Regions from separate parts of the Homo sapiens genome. Here regions 1 and 3 are each linked to region 2. Evidence: chromatin loops called from intact Hi-C (ENCODE). Cell type or tissue: gastrocnemius medialis. All regions are shown on one strand.

Region 1 (5,000 bases), 99 kb before region 2:
CCTCCCAAAGTGCTGGGATTACAGGCGTGAACCACCGTGCCTTGTTGGTATAATTATTAGTATTGATCTTTTTTCCTTTTCATGTGCCTCTTAGTGGGCCCCTTGCTTTTGTCTTCCTTCTGTCCCCAGGGTTGATCCTGTGCTCAGCACATAGGCCAGGGAAGAATGTGGCTGTGACCCAGTGTCCACTCAGATGTCCTCTCTCCCCCAGGGCACCCATACTCTGTCCTTAGTGTCTTTTGTCTGGTGACATCTTGGCACAGAGGCAGAGGGCGGCCTCCGTCTGATTGGCGCCTGGCTTTGGTGACAGTACCTTAGGAAGGCAGTGTATTTTCTGGGAACCTAGGAAATAACAAGGTATCTAATTCCATCATCAACACTGGGGACAATTTCCATGGCAGAAACTATGACTCTGAATATGCAGCGTAAAGTTACCACCCAGACACTGCTGCTCCTGAGTCTCGAATGGCATCTTCTGCAGGGGCTCCCCCACCTGCCCCTGCAGAAGGTGCAGTTCGTTCATTTCCAAGGAGCTTGCTTTTGTGTGCTGTCTCTCGGAGCTCTTTGGGAAACCTGTGGTAGCAGGAAACAAAGGATTTAGACCAATGCCGATGATCCCCTTGCTCCGATAGAGTGTGACATGATGCTGGTCACCTTTTGGTATCTAGGAGGGGGGACATTGATTTTGTTTGCGGAAGTGAAATGATCCATGCTGGCCTCTTTTTTTTTTTTTTTTTTTGAGACAGAGTCACCCTATCGCCCAGGCTGGAGTGCAGTGGCGCGATCTCAGCTCACTGCAACCTCTGCCTCCCGGGTTCAAGTGATTCTCCTGCCTCAGCTTCCCGGGCAGCTGGGACTACAGGCGCCTGCCACCACATCTGGCTAATTTTTGTATTTTTAGTAGAGGCAGGGTTTCGCCATGTTGGCCAGGCTGGTCTCGAATTTCTGACCTCAAATGATCCGCCCGCCTCAGCCTCTCGAAGTGCTGGGATTACATGCCTGAGCCACTGTGTCTGGTCCATACTAGCCTCTTTGAGTGCTGAAAGGTTATCTCTGTAACTTATTTAGTGAGAACCCTCCATTTGCCCAGGGCATTACTGCCTATAATGTATGTTCACATGTGCTATCTCCTTTGGTCAATACCACACACTACAGGTGAGGAAACTGAGTCTCTGCTGGGACACTGGGTCAGGAAGCAGGCAGTTAAGGTCACCTGTGCACAGTGGCAGCACAGGGGGACAGCCTTCTAGGTAGCCAGCCTGGCCTGAGGGTTCTGTCACTTTTACCTCCCACTCAGTGTTGTTTCTCTTTCTTTCCCCTCCTTTTAAGATCCCTCCAGGCCCAGGATCTGGGGACAACGCTGGTGGGGAGTGATCTGGGTGTCTGTGCAGGAAACCGCTGCACTGGGTGAGATGGGCATGGGAGACTGTGCCTGGCTGACCAGAGACCTCGTTTTCTTCCAGACAGAGGGGGAAGACGGTGGGGCCTCCCCACCTGCCCCGCAGAAGATGCAGTTCTTTGGCCGCCTGGTCAATACCTTCAGTGGCGTCACCAACTTGTTCTCTAACCCATTCCGGGTGAAGGAGGTGGCTGTGGCCGACTACACCTCGAGTGACCGAGTTCGGGAGGAAGGGCAGCTGATTCTGTTCCAGAACACTCCCAACCGCACCTGGGACTGCGTCCTGGTCAACCCCAGGAACTCACAGAGTGGATTCCGGTGGGTGATGCTCAGCGGGAACATACTTCTCTCCTTTCACTCCCCCACGTCTCGGATTGGAGGTCTTATTGGCCGAGAAGCAGTTTCTTTGAGTCTCTGTCTGAGGGGTCTGGAGAGGGGTGGGAGAGAGGGGAGACTGTACTCTTGGACCAGAGGGAAGGGCTTCCGAGACTCCACACTTCTGGCCCATCAGTGTCCCAGCACGAGGCTGAGGATGGAAGCCTGGGTTGTTTCTGGCCTGGAGGCTCGACCTATATGGACAAAGGGAAGAAGGAAGGACAGGGAGACTGAGAGTGTCCACATCAGATAAGGCCCATGGGGAGAACCTTTAGCCCTGGCTCTTTATTTTTGGTTTTGGTTTTTGTTTTTTGAGACAGTCTTGCTCTGTTGCCCAGGCTGGAGTGCAGTGGCGCAATCTCGGCTCACTGCAACCTCTGCCTCCCAGGTTCAAGCGATTCTCCTGCCTCAGCCTCCTGAGTAGCTGGGATTACAGGCACCCACCACCACGCCCAGCTGATTTTTGTATTTTTAGCAGAGACGGGGTTTCATCATATTGGCCAGGCTGGTCTCAAACTCCTGACCTCAGGTGATCTGCCCACCTTGGCCTCCCAAAGTGCTGGGATTGCAGGCGTGAGCCACTGCACCTGGCCTAGCCCTGGCTCTTTAAGGGCATGGCCGTTCTCATAGGGGCTGCCCAGGGTTTGCTTAGGAAGGCTGGACAGAGCTGTTGCCTCTTGGGGCATGCTGGGACTCCCCTGGGCCTGAAGAGAAGGCTCAAAAGCCAGGACAGGCCTGAGGGAACCGGGCCAACGGCAGAGCTGGTTGGGAAAAGGGGAGAAGCAGCCAAGGTTCCAAATGCAGGCCCCAGCAGTGCTTGGCAGACTGGCATCTAGTTGGGCTCAGACAGATATCCCTGTTTCCGCTCACCTATCCATCTGGCTGTCCTGTCAGCCATCCATTCAACATGCACCAAGCACCTCCAGTGTCTCCAGAGTCCTGGGCTTCGGGCCAGTCCTGGCTGGCCTGTGAGATGACAAACATGTCCTGTGTCTTTAAGGAACGTACAGTCTGGTGGGGGAGGTCCGGTGCAAACAGGCGTCATAGCACCCCTTGAGGAGTGCTGTGACAGAGGGAGAGCCTAGGAAACAGTGTGGATCACAAGGAGGTGATTGAGAGCTACTCTGCGTCTGGAAGAGTGAGGAGGAGCCTGTGTGGCAGAACAAAATGGATAAGGTCGTTCCAGCCGTGCAGAAGTGTGGAGGTGTGAGCCTGCAGGCAGGTGGCTCTGGTTGGATCCCAGGTGCATGCAGGGCTTTGGTGAGAGTGAGGCTGAAGGAAGCAGCTGGGGACTCATTCTGACTAAAGAGGCATGGCAGGAGGGGTCTCTGAAAGTGTCAGGCTGGGGGCCAGGGGCTGCCACCAACAGAAGAGCAAGGCAGGTATCAGGGCCCCATCCAATCAGGTGAGAATTCAGAGCCTGGCTCCACAAGGAACCTGAGGCAGAGGCACCCACAGCAGGTGCTTGGGCTAAATGCAGCTCAGTGGCCAGTGCAGGCACCAGTTTTAATACAGTGGGGCCATTCCAGATTCTGAGTGCAGATGGGGCTGAGCAGACCGCCTTCCAGCTGGACTCGATCAGGACTGACCCTGGACGGGGCAGGCTTGCACTTGTAGCTTCAGAGCTCCACTGCAGGCACAGCTGACCAGGGCAGCGGGTCCACTCCTTGGAGAGCTGGACAGCCCCACTTTTGAGGTACACGGCCCTGGGGATACCACTAATCTCCACGTACCAATAATCACCAAGTTCTGTCAGTTGTAAAATCCCTTGACAGGATTCCAGATTTGTCTCAGCCAGCTTAAGCCCCAGTGTGGGCAGACCTCCATCCCAGGAGGATTTAGTCCTTTGTCAGCAGCTTCTTAGCTACACGTAAGCTATTCTGTGGTACTTTATAGTTTACAGGATTTTTTGTTTTCTTTTTTTTTTTTTTTTGAGACAGAGTCTCGCTCTGTCACCCAGGCTGGAGTACAGTGACGCGATCTCGGCTTACTGCAAGCTCCGCCTCCCAGGTTCACGCCATTCTCCTGCCTCAGCCTCCCAAGTAGCTGGGACTACAGGCACCCGCCACCACGCCTGGCTAATATTTTGTATTTTTAGTAGAGATGGGGTTTCACCATGTTAGCCAGGATGGTCTCAATCTCCTGACCTCGTGATCCGCCTGCCTCGGCCTCCCAAAGTGCTGGGATTACAATTTTACAGGATGTTTTTAAGTATGTTGGGTTAGCACATTCTCTGCCAATCCGTGGAGGTGGGCAAGGAAGGCAGTATTCCATTTTATGCATGAGAAAATAGCCTTGGGATGATAAGTGATTCATCCCACTTATACACAGGAAGCAGTGAAGAAACAGAATCAGTGTCTTCTGGTTCCCAATTCATTTCTCTGTGCTGCTGTGTTGTTTCCATGTATGTATGTATGTATTTATTTTTTTGAGACGTTAAGTCTTGCTCTGTTGCCCAGGCTGGAGTGCAGTGGCATGATCTTGGCTTACAGCAACCTCTGCCTCCTGGGTTCAAGCTATTCTTCTGCCTCAGCCTCCCGAGTAGCTGAGACTACAGGTGCGTGCCACCATACCTGGCTAATTTTTGTGTTTTTTAGTAGAGACAGGGTTTCACTGTGTTAGCCAGGATGGTCTTGAACTCCTGACCTCGTGATCTGCCTGCCTTGGCCTCCCAAAGTGCTGGGATTACAGGCATGAGTCACCATGCCCGGCTTTGTTTGTCTTATTTCTAAATTTTATTGATTTATTTATTTTCACAGTCATAGCTCTGGAGTCTTTTTTATCTTCTCCCCTCTAACCTGCTCCCACCCGAACCTTTCCATTTCAGCAGATAGCATCATTGCAACGGGCTGTGCCAGATCCAGCCATCACATCCACCTTTCCAGCCAAAGGGAGGGTGGAAGGGCAGGATGCAGAAGGTCAATCTCCCCCTCCTCAGGGACATTTCATGGAAGTTGCACGCATTGGCCAGAACCCGGTCACATGGCCACAGCTAACTGCAAAGGATGCTGGGAAGTGTTGCCTGTGTTGCAGACAGCCACGTGCCAGTCGAAAATCAGAGGTTCTTTCTCCCTCCGTCTTGCTGCTGGCTCGCTTCTCCAGACCACAGTCATTGTGCACGTGTCTCCTGCTGCTCCGGCTGTGGCCTGCACTCCTCTCATCCTCTTCCAAGCTGCTGTCACAGCGCTGTTTCCAGAGGGCAAATCTGATTGGTCACTCCCCTGCT
Region 2 (5,000 bases):
AGGGACCAGTGAGAGAAGACTGGGTCAAGGTTTGTGGAGGTGGCGCCGCCTGAGGCAGAACACTGGTCCGAGTCTAGACACCTGGATTGGAACAACAGCTCCACCACTTGGGAGCAGTGTGGCCCTCTCCTTTGTCTGGGCTTCATTTTCTGCAGTAGCTGGGGTCAGCTGCAGTCGGCCTGCCCAGAGTTACAGGTTGTCAGAAATATAAATAAGCAAGGGCCTTGTGTACTGCCAGTGGCAGTGTGAGGAGACAGGGTGGGGCCTGTTCATCGTTGCGGCCCTTAAGAGACCAGCTGATCTAGATGTTCCCCGCAGGCCCATCGCAAATCCCAGCACCTGGGACCAGGCCCAGCCCAGAGGGAGCCTGAGGTCAGGCGCTGTGGGTCTGACCCACCTCAGCATGGGAGTGAGAGGCCCCAGGGATTGCCCACGGTCACACCACAGCTTTGGGGGATGCCATTACCCCGGTGAGTCTGCGACAGCTCATAAAAGGCCCGTAGGAGGTTCTTGGTGTGTTCCGTCATCCCTGTGGGAGAGACCGAGTGATGCGGAATGGGGACGCATGGCGGGGACCACACTGGCCCAGGGCAAGGCCTCCAATTGCCCATGCCACCCAAGGCCTCTGCTAGGCCCTGATACATGGCCTTTCCCCACCGCCCAACCACAGCCCAGGGGTAAAAGCTCAGTCCGACCCAACCCGTGAGGAGCCCCATCAGACAGGGGCGCCAGCATTTTGTAAGATGCAGGGGTACACAGCCTGCTGTGGGCTTTAGCCCTGGGACAGTGTGGGATTCCGGGGGACTCTCGCTATGTTTACAAGTGCTATTCTCTGAATTTTTATGAGTATCAGGTTTTGTTTTTTTTGAGATAGGGTCTTGCTCTATTGCCCAGACTAGAGTGCGGTGGTGTGATCTTGGCTCACTGCAACCTCTGCCTCCCTGGTTCAAGCGATTCTCATGCCTCAGCCTCTCGAGTACTGATTATAGGCACACACCATCATGCCTGGCTAATTTTTGTATTTTCAGTAGAGATGGCGTTTCACCATGTTGGCCGGGCTGGTCTCAAACTCCTGACCTTAAGTGATCCGCCCACCTCAGCCTCCCAAAGTGCTGGGATTACAGGCGTGAGCCACTGCACCAGGCCCCTGAGTTATTTTTAAATTCAGAAGAAGTATATATTCTTAAGAACTCTTAATGCCCATGGTCCTAGTATTTTGTAGGCTGGCATTCCTAGTGCCAGCACCCCTGTTGCCACTCTGCTGAGAGCATGCTCCCTGGGGTAGAGCTAGTGCCAGGACGAGGCCACCCCCCACCCACCTTTGTATAGCTCAGCGGTCCGCTCCAGCTCCTCTAGCCTCTTGACAAGCCCATCTGTCGGGATTCAAAGAAGAGGGGAGGTCAGTGGGCTCAGCAAGCCACAGGAGGCCCAGGGCCATGCTGGGGAGGGGAGAGGCAACCCCAGAGGAGAACCAGGAAGGGAAAGATCAGGGGTCCCAGGGAGGGGGATTTGGCAGCTCGGGTCAGCTGGGTTCAAAGGTGTTTTGTAAATGACTAGGCCCTCCTCATGGCCAGCGGAGGGTCCGTGCCTAGCAGGCAAAGCTCCCACACTTCTAACACAAAGCCTGCTGACAGCTGGGGAGGAAGGCTGGCAGGGGCCATAGGAATGGAGATGGAGCAGCCAGGCCTCTAGCGCAGGAAGGACATGGTCTCTGCCTCCCAAGCACACAGATGGCTCAGAAGGGAAAACGCAACTTGGGGAGGGAGGGGGAAATTCAGGAAGGCTGAGAGAGCTCACACTGGGAAGAGGCCTTGGTGATCAGTCATTGGCTTAGTGTTTCTTGAGCACCCACTGTGTGCCAGCCACCATGTCAGGCTCACTTTGAGCCAAGTCTTGCTCTCAAGGCTGAAAGCCCAGCAGAGAAGCCAGCCCAGTGGCCGGGCGATGGACAGCAGTGTGATGGTGAGGGCTGCAGGGGAGAGGTGGGGCAGTCAGGTGCTCTCTGCTCCCCAGCCTCCTGTGTTGACCTGGGTCAGGGTTTTTTAGCAGAAGAGGGGAGGAGCGGAGGCTGTGTTCAGGCCTCTCTGGGCAGGGAGGTGGCAGTGCGACAGGCTGTCGGGGAAGGAAGGGAGCAATTCAGAGGTCTTGGGGAGGCTTTGGCCACCCGGTGGCCTCCAGGCCTGGGTTCCCCAGAGCCTTAGCACCTGGCCAGCGGCAGGAAAGGAGCCATGTAAGCATCGTGTTGTTGTTTTTAGCTGGGTCATGGGACATCATGACAGCTTCAATTTTAGAAACCCTATTTAAGGCCAGGGAAATTGCAAGGTTTGGGGGGAAAAACACAACAACCAGTTCTAATTTCATCTCAACGGCTGGTAACTACAGTAACAGGGATTTATAGGCACGGCACCAGGAGGCTGAAAATAGCAGCCGCCACTTTTGTACACCATTTGGAACAAGCTCAGTCCCCACCCCCACTTCCTTAGCCAATAAAGCCCAGTGTGCCCAGCTGAGCCTACAATTTCTAGAAGTATTTATATCTACCCCACAGGCACACTGCAGAGCTGCTGCTATTTTTAAACTCGGACTGGCGACGGTAGGAGGGGGACTGAGTGTTTCGCTGGCCACCCCAGGGAGGGAAAGTGTGTGCGCATGTGTGCATGCGTGTGTAAATGTGCATGTACACGCCTCCCCCCTCGCCTGCGCAGCCACCACGAAGGGAGGACCTGCAGAGGCAAGGGCAGCAGCACCACCTCCTGGACAAAGGAGGCAGGAGGTGGGCCGCGAGAGTGCTGGGGTGAGGGGTAAGGGGCTGAGGGCAGGGGCAGAGGCACCTCCCCACACTAAGTCTATTTTCCCATCTGTGACCTGAGGGGCACTGGCTAAGACAGCCCAGCTGACAGCTGTGGACCCTCCGGGAGCTGGAGAGGCCTCTGGGGGTACAGAGATGGTGACTTCTCAGTTCCACGGGCAGAGGCCAGGGTCAGACCCGCGGGACCCACAGCAGCTTGGTGGGCAGCCATGGTGCCCCCCACTCTTCTCAGCCTGGGCTTGAGTCCCCGGGGCCCCAGCTGGGTGGGAAGGGACTCACCATTGCACAGGATGGCCCGGCTCAGGCCCAGAGCATCTGCGGTCCCTGAACTCATGTTCTCCACCAGCCGGTGCTTGACTTTCTTCAACACTGAGCGGGGGACAAAGGACCTGGTGAGTCTGTGGCTGCCCAGAGGCCATCCCTGCCCCCAGCCTTACCTCCATGCACAGGGAGCACCCCACAGGGGGCAGAAGGGCTGCTGGGGGTGGCTGTGAAGTGGGGAATGTCCAGTGGGGAGGTCCTAGGCCCCTGCCCTATTCCCTCTGCTTCACAGAGGTGCTGGCAGCCTGGGCAGTTAAACATGAAGCGCTTCGCCCAGGGCCTGCTACGCAACATCAGCTGCTGGTTGCTGAGAGCCCAGTGCTGCCCGGGCTCAGCACAGGCTAATGGAAGCCAAGGAGGCCTCTTCCCCTCCTCTGTGTCACATCAGGACCTAGGGTGTCACATAAAGGGGAGGGGGAGAAGAGGGGCCCCTGGGCTGGTTATGTGAAAGTAATGGGCACCATCAATGACCATGAAGCTCGGACCCCAGACTCAGTTACTGCATCTGACCAGCTTAGTCCTAGGAAGGGGACTTAGTCCTGTGTTGGAACCAGAGGGTTTCGGAGGGAGCTCCCAGATAGATCCAGCCTGCCCTTAGCCCCTTGGCCTCTGGCCCTAGGGTGTATGAAGGGGATTGCTGGGCTCCAGAGCTGAGACCTAGGTGTGCGCTCACCAGGGGCTGCAGCGCCCTCTCTGGGTCTCAGGCTTTGATCCATAATGTGAAGCGGCCGGTCCAGAGGACTCGAAGCTGCTGTCCAGCTCTTGAGTCTTAAAGTTTCTACAGAACCGAGGCTCAGCCCCTCTAACAGGAGGGAACTTGTCCCAGGGCGCAGACCCTCTGCCCAATGCCTGAGGTCCAGTTCAGATCCAGAGTCCCCCTGGGAGCTGATGGCAGGAGAGGCCAGGGAGGAGTGCGCTGTGCTAGAGGGCATGAGGCGCCAGGCCAGGGTTAGGCTGCTCTCCCTTTATGAAGAGTGAGGCCCTGGGCCATGGAAGCCGAGGCGCTGGCCTGCAAAGGACAACCCTAGGGTAGCAAGTCCCCAGAGGAGATGGCAGAAGCAGGGAGGTAGGGGTGAAACGCGGGGGAGTGAGAAACCAGGGACAGAGTACAAGAACAGATGCAGGGAGAGCACCGGGAGGCCTCCCAGGCCTTTCAGATTTGCTTGGTCAGAGGTCAGAGCCCACAGCCATGTAACTCTGGATTCTCCTGTCATAAAGGGGAGGGCAGGGCTGGCTGTGGCACTTCTCCTTTGGGCCAGGGCCCATCCAGGGAGGCTGCTGGACACCCGTAACTGCTCTGACCAGCTTACCAATGTCCAGGGACATGCCCTGCTTGGGGTCCGCCTGCAGCTTGTTGTAGTGGATGGTCACCTCCCCCTGGAAGAGCAGCACACACAGACTAGTGAGCGAGGCTCCACACCCTGAGCCCCTTCCCAGCCAAGACTGTTCTGGACTGAGACTCCTGAGCCCAAGGCCGGGTGCGGTGGCTCACACCTGTAATCCCAACAATTTGGGAGGCTGAGGCAGGCAGATCACTTGAGGTCAGGAGTTTGAGACCAGCTTGGGCAACATGGCAAAACCCCATCTCTATTAAAAATACAAAAATTAGCTGGGCGTAGTGGCGCGTGCCTGTAATCCCAGCTGCTCAGGAGGCTGAGGCAAAGAATCACTTGAACCTGGGAGGCGGAGGTTGCAGTGAGCTGAGATCACACCATTGCACTCCAGCCTGGATGACAGAATGAGATTCTGTCTCAAAAAAAAAAAAAAAAAAAAGAATCCTAAGCCCCAGTAAGGGCCAGGCTGAGCGCTGTGACATGGCCCCACCTTGTGACCCTGTCTGATCCCAGGCCCCTCCCTTCCTACTCTACAT
Region 3 (5,000 bases), 110 kb before region 2:
GGCCAGGCCGGTCTTGAACTCTTGACCTCAAGTGATCCACCCGCCTCGGCCTCCCAAAGTTCTGGGATTACTGGTGTGAGCCACCGCGCCCGGCCTTGTTTTGTTTTAAGACAGGGTCTCACTGTCGCTCAGGCTGGATTGCAGTGGCACAATCACAGCTCACTGCAGCCTCGACCTGCTAGACTTAAGCAATCCCCCCACCTCAGCCACCTTAGTAGCTGGGACTTACAGGCATGAGAGATACCATGCCTGGGTAATTGTTAAGTTTTTGTAGAGGTGAGGTCTCACTATATTACCCAGGCTGGTCTCAAAGTCCTGAGCTTAAGTGATCCTCCTTCCTTGGCCTCCTAAAGTGCTGGGATTACAGGAGTGAACTGCCGTGCCTGACCAGTCTGTTTTGTTTACGATTGTATCCTCAGCGGTTAGAACAATGCCTGCCACAATCCATCTCAGTAAATATTTGTGGAGTGAGTCATAACATGGGCCACACTGTACCGTGCCACCAGCCCAAAGATCTCTTAAAGTCACCCCTGTCTCATGTGCTTGGGAGCTCCAGTGACAGTTTCGGGGCAGTTTGCTTCCAGCTGTGGTCCAGCCAAGCGGAGTGAATGAAAGAGATGCTTTTTCCTTTTGTGAAAGGACGTTTTGCTCTGGCTCACGTGAGCAGCAGTGCATTTTGAGACGAGGGCCTTGGCTTTTGGAATCTAAGAGCCTGTTGAGCAAGCCTCGCTCAGCCACCTTCTTTCAGCTTTCTCCTGAAGGCAGTTTGAGGATTAAGAGCCTGATGCTCTGGATTCCACCTAATTGGGTTCAGATCCTGGCAAACTGTGTAACCTGTGCCCCAGTTTCCTGTGTAATGTGGAGAGACCTGGACCTTTTCTTACAGGTGTTTGGAGGGTTAAATGTGGCAATTCGGCCGGGCGCAGTGGCTCATGCCTGTAACCCCAGCACTTTGGGAGGTGGAGGTGGGCGGATCACCGGAGGTCAGGAGTTCAAGACCAGCCTGGTTAACATGGTGAAACCCCGTTTCTACTAAAAATACAAAAAATTAGCCGAGTGTGGTGGTGCGCGCCTGTAATCCCAGCTAGTCTGGAGACTGAGGCAGGAGAATCGCTTGAACCCGGGAGGCAGAGGTTGCAGTGAGCCAAGATCACGCCATTGCACTCCAGCTTGGGCAACAAGAGTGAAACTCTGTCTCAAAAAAAAAAAAAAAAAAAAAGTGGCAATTTACCCGAAACTGTGGTGAAGCGTCTGGCGCCCTGTGGGTGCTGGGCAGCAGTGGGTGCTGATGGGGTGTGAGGGGATGGGATCAAGCCCTTTCCCACTAACTTAGGAAAGAGGTTGGAATGAGCTGGGGTCAGAGGGAACATTTGCGGGGACATTTTGCCGGGAGGCTGCCTTGGAGGTTCAGAGGCTCAGATGACCCCTGTGTTCATTCAGTGTTTTCTCACCCACAGATTGAGCACCTGCTGTGTGGCCAGCCCTTTGCCTAGTGCTGTTCAAGAGTCAGAGGACATAGGCAGGCAATCCCCCACCACAACCTGCCACCCCATTTCCTCTCTTGGGGCCTTGATTTCTCCACATGCCAAACAGGGAGAATGATTGCACCTTCCTTGTTTCTTTTTTTTTTTTTTTGAGACAGTCTCACTTTGTCATCCAAGCTTTAGTGCAGTGGCATGATCTCGGCTCACTGCAGCCTCTGCCTCTCGGGTTCAAAGATTCTCCTGCTTCAGCCTCCCAAGTAGCTGTGATTATAGGCACCCACCATCACGCCAGGCTAATTTTTTTTGTAGTTTTAGTAGAGATGGGGTTTTTTTCTCACACGTTGGCCAGGCTGGTCTTGAACTTCTGACCTCAGGTGATCTGCCCATCTCACCCTCCCAAAGTGCTGGGATTACAGGTGTGAGCCACCGCGCCCGGCTGCGCCTTCCCTGTTTCTTTGTGAGCTTGGAGGTGGATCACAAGTGTGAAACCCTTTGCCAACCGTGAGGCATGGTGGCCTTGTGAGAGGACGGAGGCCGGTGTGTGGTGGCATGCTCCCGTGCTGTGTGGCACAGACGGAGCTACAGGAAGGAAGTTGGGGCAGCTTGGCACTCTGAGTGGACCCTGAGTTTCCAGCCTGCTCTGTCTTGACTGGGTGGGAGGAGGGTGCTCAGGAGGGTGTCACTGCTGCCAGGTTCTGCTGCCAGGACCATCCAACAGTTGTTCCAATCATGGGACATCCTGTCGTCAGCAGCTGGGGCTCGTGAGGCCTGATTTCCACCTCGGGCAGTTCTGTGTGTGCTCCTGGAATCCCCCACGTGGCCAAGCCTGTGAGGTCTGCTTCCTGGCCTGCTGCCTGTGGGTTCCTGTCACGCACCTCTCGGGCAGCTGTCCGGCTCCTCTGCTCTCGGCTTAGTCAAGAAGGAAGCAGAAGGCTTGGAGTCTTTCCTGCTTGGACTAGGAGTGAGCTCAGCCTAAGTGCCCTGACTATATATAAAGCTGAACTTTCCAGACCGAAGCCTGGGGATGGATCAGTCCGATCACTTAGGGCCGCTCCTGAAGGAGTGCAGGTGCTAGATACAGGTTCTCCCGGTGGAGGAGCGAACCCCTTGTGGGCCGTTAGCTACTGGTGGGATTTGAGCATGGTATTTCCCTATCCGTTGTGGAGAGGAGCATGGCAGCTCAGAGTGGGTGGGAACAGTGTGTGGTCCCTGTTATCACCTTCAAGGGAATAAAGTGTGTCTGGGGGCTTCAGAGGTGCTGGCCCCATGGGCTTATAGGTGGTTCATTCATTCATTCTCATTCATTCATTCACCAAACTTATTAAACACCCACTGTGAGTCAGGAACATCATGCCAGGTGCTTAGGGAAACAAATCAAAGCGGGTTGGGTGAGCAGCCCAAGCCAACAGATGCACCCCCATTCTCACATGGTGTGTGTTCCTGTGGGCTGGGCCCTGGGTGGTGTGGGGTGCTGGGGAGAAGAGGAAGGCACACCAGGCTGCAGGGCGGAGGTGCGGGTATGAATTTTCAGAGGAGATGGCACCTGAGCTGTATCTTCATGGATAAGAAGAGATTTGTTCATTTGTCCTTTGTGGAGCACACATTCAGGTTAAGAAAGTGGGGAGGATGGGCTACGCTGATGGAGCGTATGTGTGGTATCCCCAAGTGCACTGAGACACGAGTTTGACGTGTTCTGGGAAGATCGATGGTGCGGCGTGGCTGGAGTAGAGGTGAGGGATGAGTTGGAGGGGTGAGTTGGGCCAGCTCTCATGGATGCTGGAGTCTGGGCTTTCCCTGGGAGGTCATGGGGCGCCACTGGCCAGGGTCAGCAGGGAGACCTGCAGCTGGATTTGCATCGTACAGTGGGCATGGAGGGGTGTCAGGCTGGGTTGGGAACCGTGCAGGCTGGAAGGGCACTCTGGTGCTCTGAGCATTCAGAGGGGGCAGCTGGGCCTTGAAGGATGAGCAGGGGCTCCAGCAGGAACTGGAGAGCGCATTCCAGGGAGGACGCAAGTGCAGGCCCCTTTCACTACAGAAAAGCAGTTTTCACACAGACCTTCCAAAGGGGAGGAGAGGGGACTGCCTGGGCCTGGCAGCTGCGGCAGGTAGCAGCAATCAGAGGGCAGGGACCGCTCCTCCCGTGCCTGAGACCTGCCCAGGGTCCTTCAGGGAATTCGTAGCTGAGGAGGAACCAGATTTTTGGGACTGAGTTCTCCCTCACCACCCGCTCTGAGCCACCCTCTTGGTCCCTTGTCCTCTACTGCACTTCTTCCGGGGCTTGGCTCCTCGTCATGAGAGGAGCTTCCCTGGGCATGGCGAGGGGCGTGACTGACATAGCAGCCCTGGACAAGTGGCTCCAGGTGACCTGTGTTCACGTTGATCACAGCACTAACCACGGCCCCTCCTCTCAGCACCTTCCCCTCTCGAGCCGTCCAGTCCCAGTGAAAATGCTCACCGTTCATGGGTGGGCTGAGCAAGCCCCTGATCTCTGCCTTCCTCCGTGTTCTGATCTGCTTCATCTGCTGTGAAGGCCTCTCGCCATTTCCCCCGCTGGCAAACTCCTGTTCTTCCTGGAAAGTTCAGCTAAAAAGTCATCCCCTTTAGGGGTCCTTCCCTCAGGGGACCGTGCACTTGGCGAGACAGGGACTGGTCTTGGGTCTCTCTGTTGACTGTTTTATGAACCCAGGTAGTCACTTCCAGGGAACTCATCAGAGATGCTACCATTGGCTCCAATCTCCCTCTGTTCCCACTCGAGGTTTTTTGTTTCTTCGTTTGTTTTTCTTTCTTTCTTTTTTTTTGAGACAGAGTCTCGCTCTCGCCCAGGCTGGAGTGCAGTGACATGATCTCGGCTCACTGCAAGCTCCGCCTCCCGGGTTCACGCCATTCTCCTGCCTCAGCCTCCCGAATAGCTGGGACTACAGGCACCCGCCACCACGCCCAGCTAATTTTTTTTGTATTTTTAGTAGAGACGGGGTTTCACCATGTTAGCCAGGATGGTCTCAATCTCCTGATTTCGTGATCCGCCCGCCTTAACCTCCCAAAGTGCTGGGATTACAGGCGTGAGCCACTGCGCCCAGCCCGTTTGTTTTTGTTTTTTGGTGGACATCAACTTTAATTTGCCCTTTGTTTTGTTTTGTTTTTGAGGCAGGGTCTTGCTCTGTCTCCCAGGCTGGAGTGCAGTAGTGCAATCTTGGCTCACTGCAGTCTCGACCTCAAGAGGATCAAGCAATCCTCTTGCCTTAGCCTCCCGAGTAGCTGGGACCACAGGCGCACACCACCATGCCCAGCTAATTTTATTTTATATTTTGTAGAGACAGGGTTTTGCCATGTTCCCCAGGCTGGTCTCAAATTCCTGGGCTCAAGCAATCCGTCTGCCTCAGCCTCCCAAAATGCTGGAATTACAGGCACGAGCCACTGTGCCCGGCCTTAATTTGCCCTTTGAACATGTACAATTCAGGGCCTCTCTGGGCCTCAGTTTCTTGATCTCTGAGATGGGAAGATGGGATAATAATACTT

The links. A loop is a pair of places that touch in the nucleus more often than their neighbours do. Peaks named below come from ENCODE experiments on the same cell type or tissue, not always from the same donor. Only the 100,000 strongest peaks of a DNase experiment are listed, where the experiment ranks them.
Region 1: a loop joins it to region 2, with 4 times the contacts of the local background. A loop is called at or near these places in 7 of 110 quality-filtered maps.
Region 3: it touches region 2 in a loop (5-fold over the local background); 7 of 110 quality-filtered maps call a loop at or near these places.

Annotation. Positions count from the first base shown.
Region 1 is chr22:38,165,935-38,170,934 of GRCh38, reverse strand. It overlaps PLA2G6 (phospholipase A2 group VI), which reads left to right. Exons shown (of 17, transcript NM_003560.4): 2 at 1,464-1,717. The coding sequence starts at 1,509. Among named protein-coding and RNA genes, the nearest start is that of PLA2G6, 13 kb to the left of the region's middle. RefSeq lists an enhancer at 4,959-5,000. In gastrocnemius medialis, no CTCF peak of the experiment used is centred here; a DNase peak (open chromatin) is centred at 2,734; H3K27ac peaks cover 5,000 bases.
Region 2 is chr22:38,067,211-38,072,210 of GRCh38, reverse strand. PICK1 (protein interacting with PRKCA 1) reads right to left here. Exons shown (of 13, transcript NM_012407.4): 5 at 4,441-4,507; 6 at 3,089-3,178; 7 at 1,320-1,373; 8 at 467-529. Among named protein-coding and RNA genes, the nearest start is that of PICK1, 12 kb to the right of the region's middle. In gastrocnemius medialis, a CTCF peak has its summit at 2,750 (motif pointing left); DNase peaks (open chromatin) are centred at 1,969 and 2,540; H3K4me3 peaks cover 1,744 bases; H3K27ac peaks cover 5,000 bases.
Region 3 is chr22:38,173,678-38,178,677 of GRCh38, reverse strand. The region is part of intron 1 of PLA2G6 (phospholipase A2 group VI); the gene reads left to right. Among named protein-coding and RNA genes, the nearest start is that of PLA2G6, 5.7 kb to the left of the region's middle. RefSeq lists cis regulatory regions at 2,245, 2,189-2,381, 4,496 and enhancers at 2,173-2,317, 2,152-2,441, 4,424-4,568. In gastrocnemius medialis, no CTCF peak of the experiment used is centred here; DNase peaks (open chromatin) are centred at 587, 2,267, 2,917, 3,822 and 2 weaker places; H3K27ac peaks cover 4,468 bases.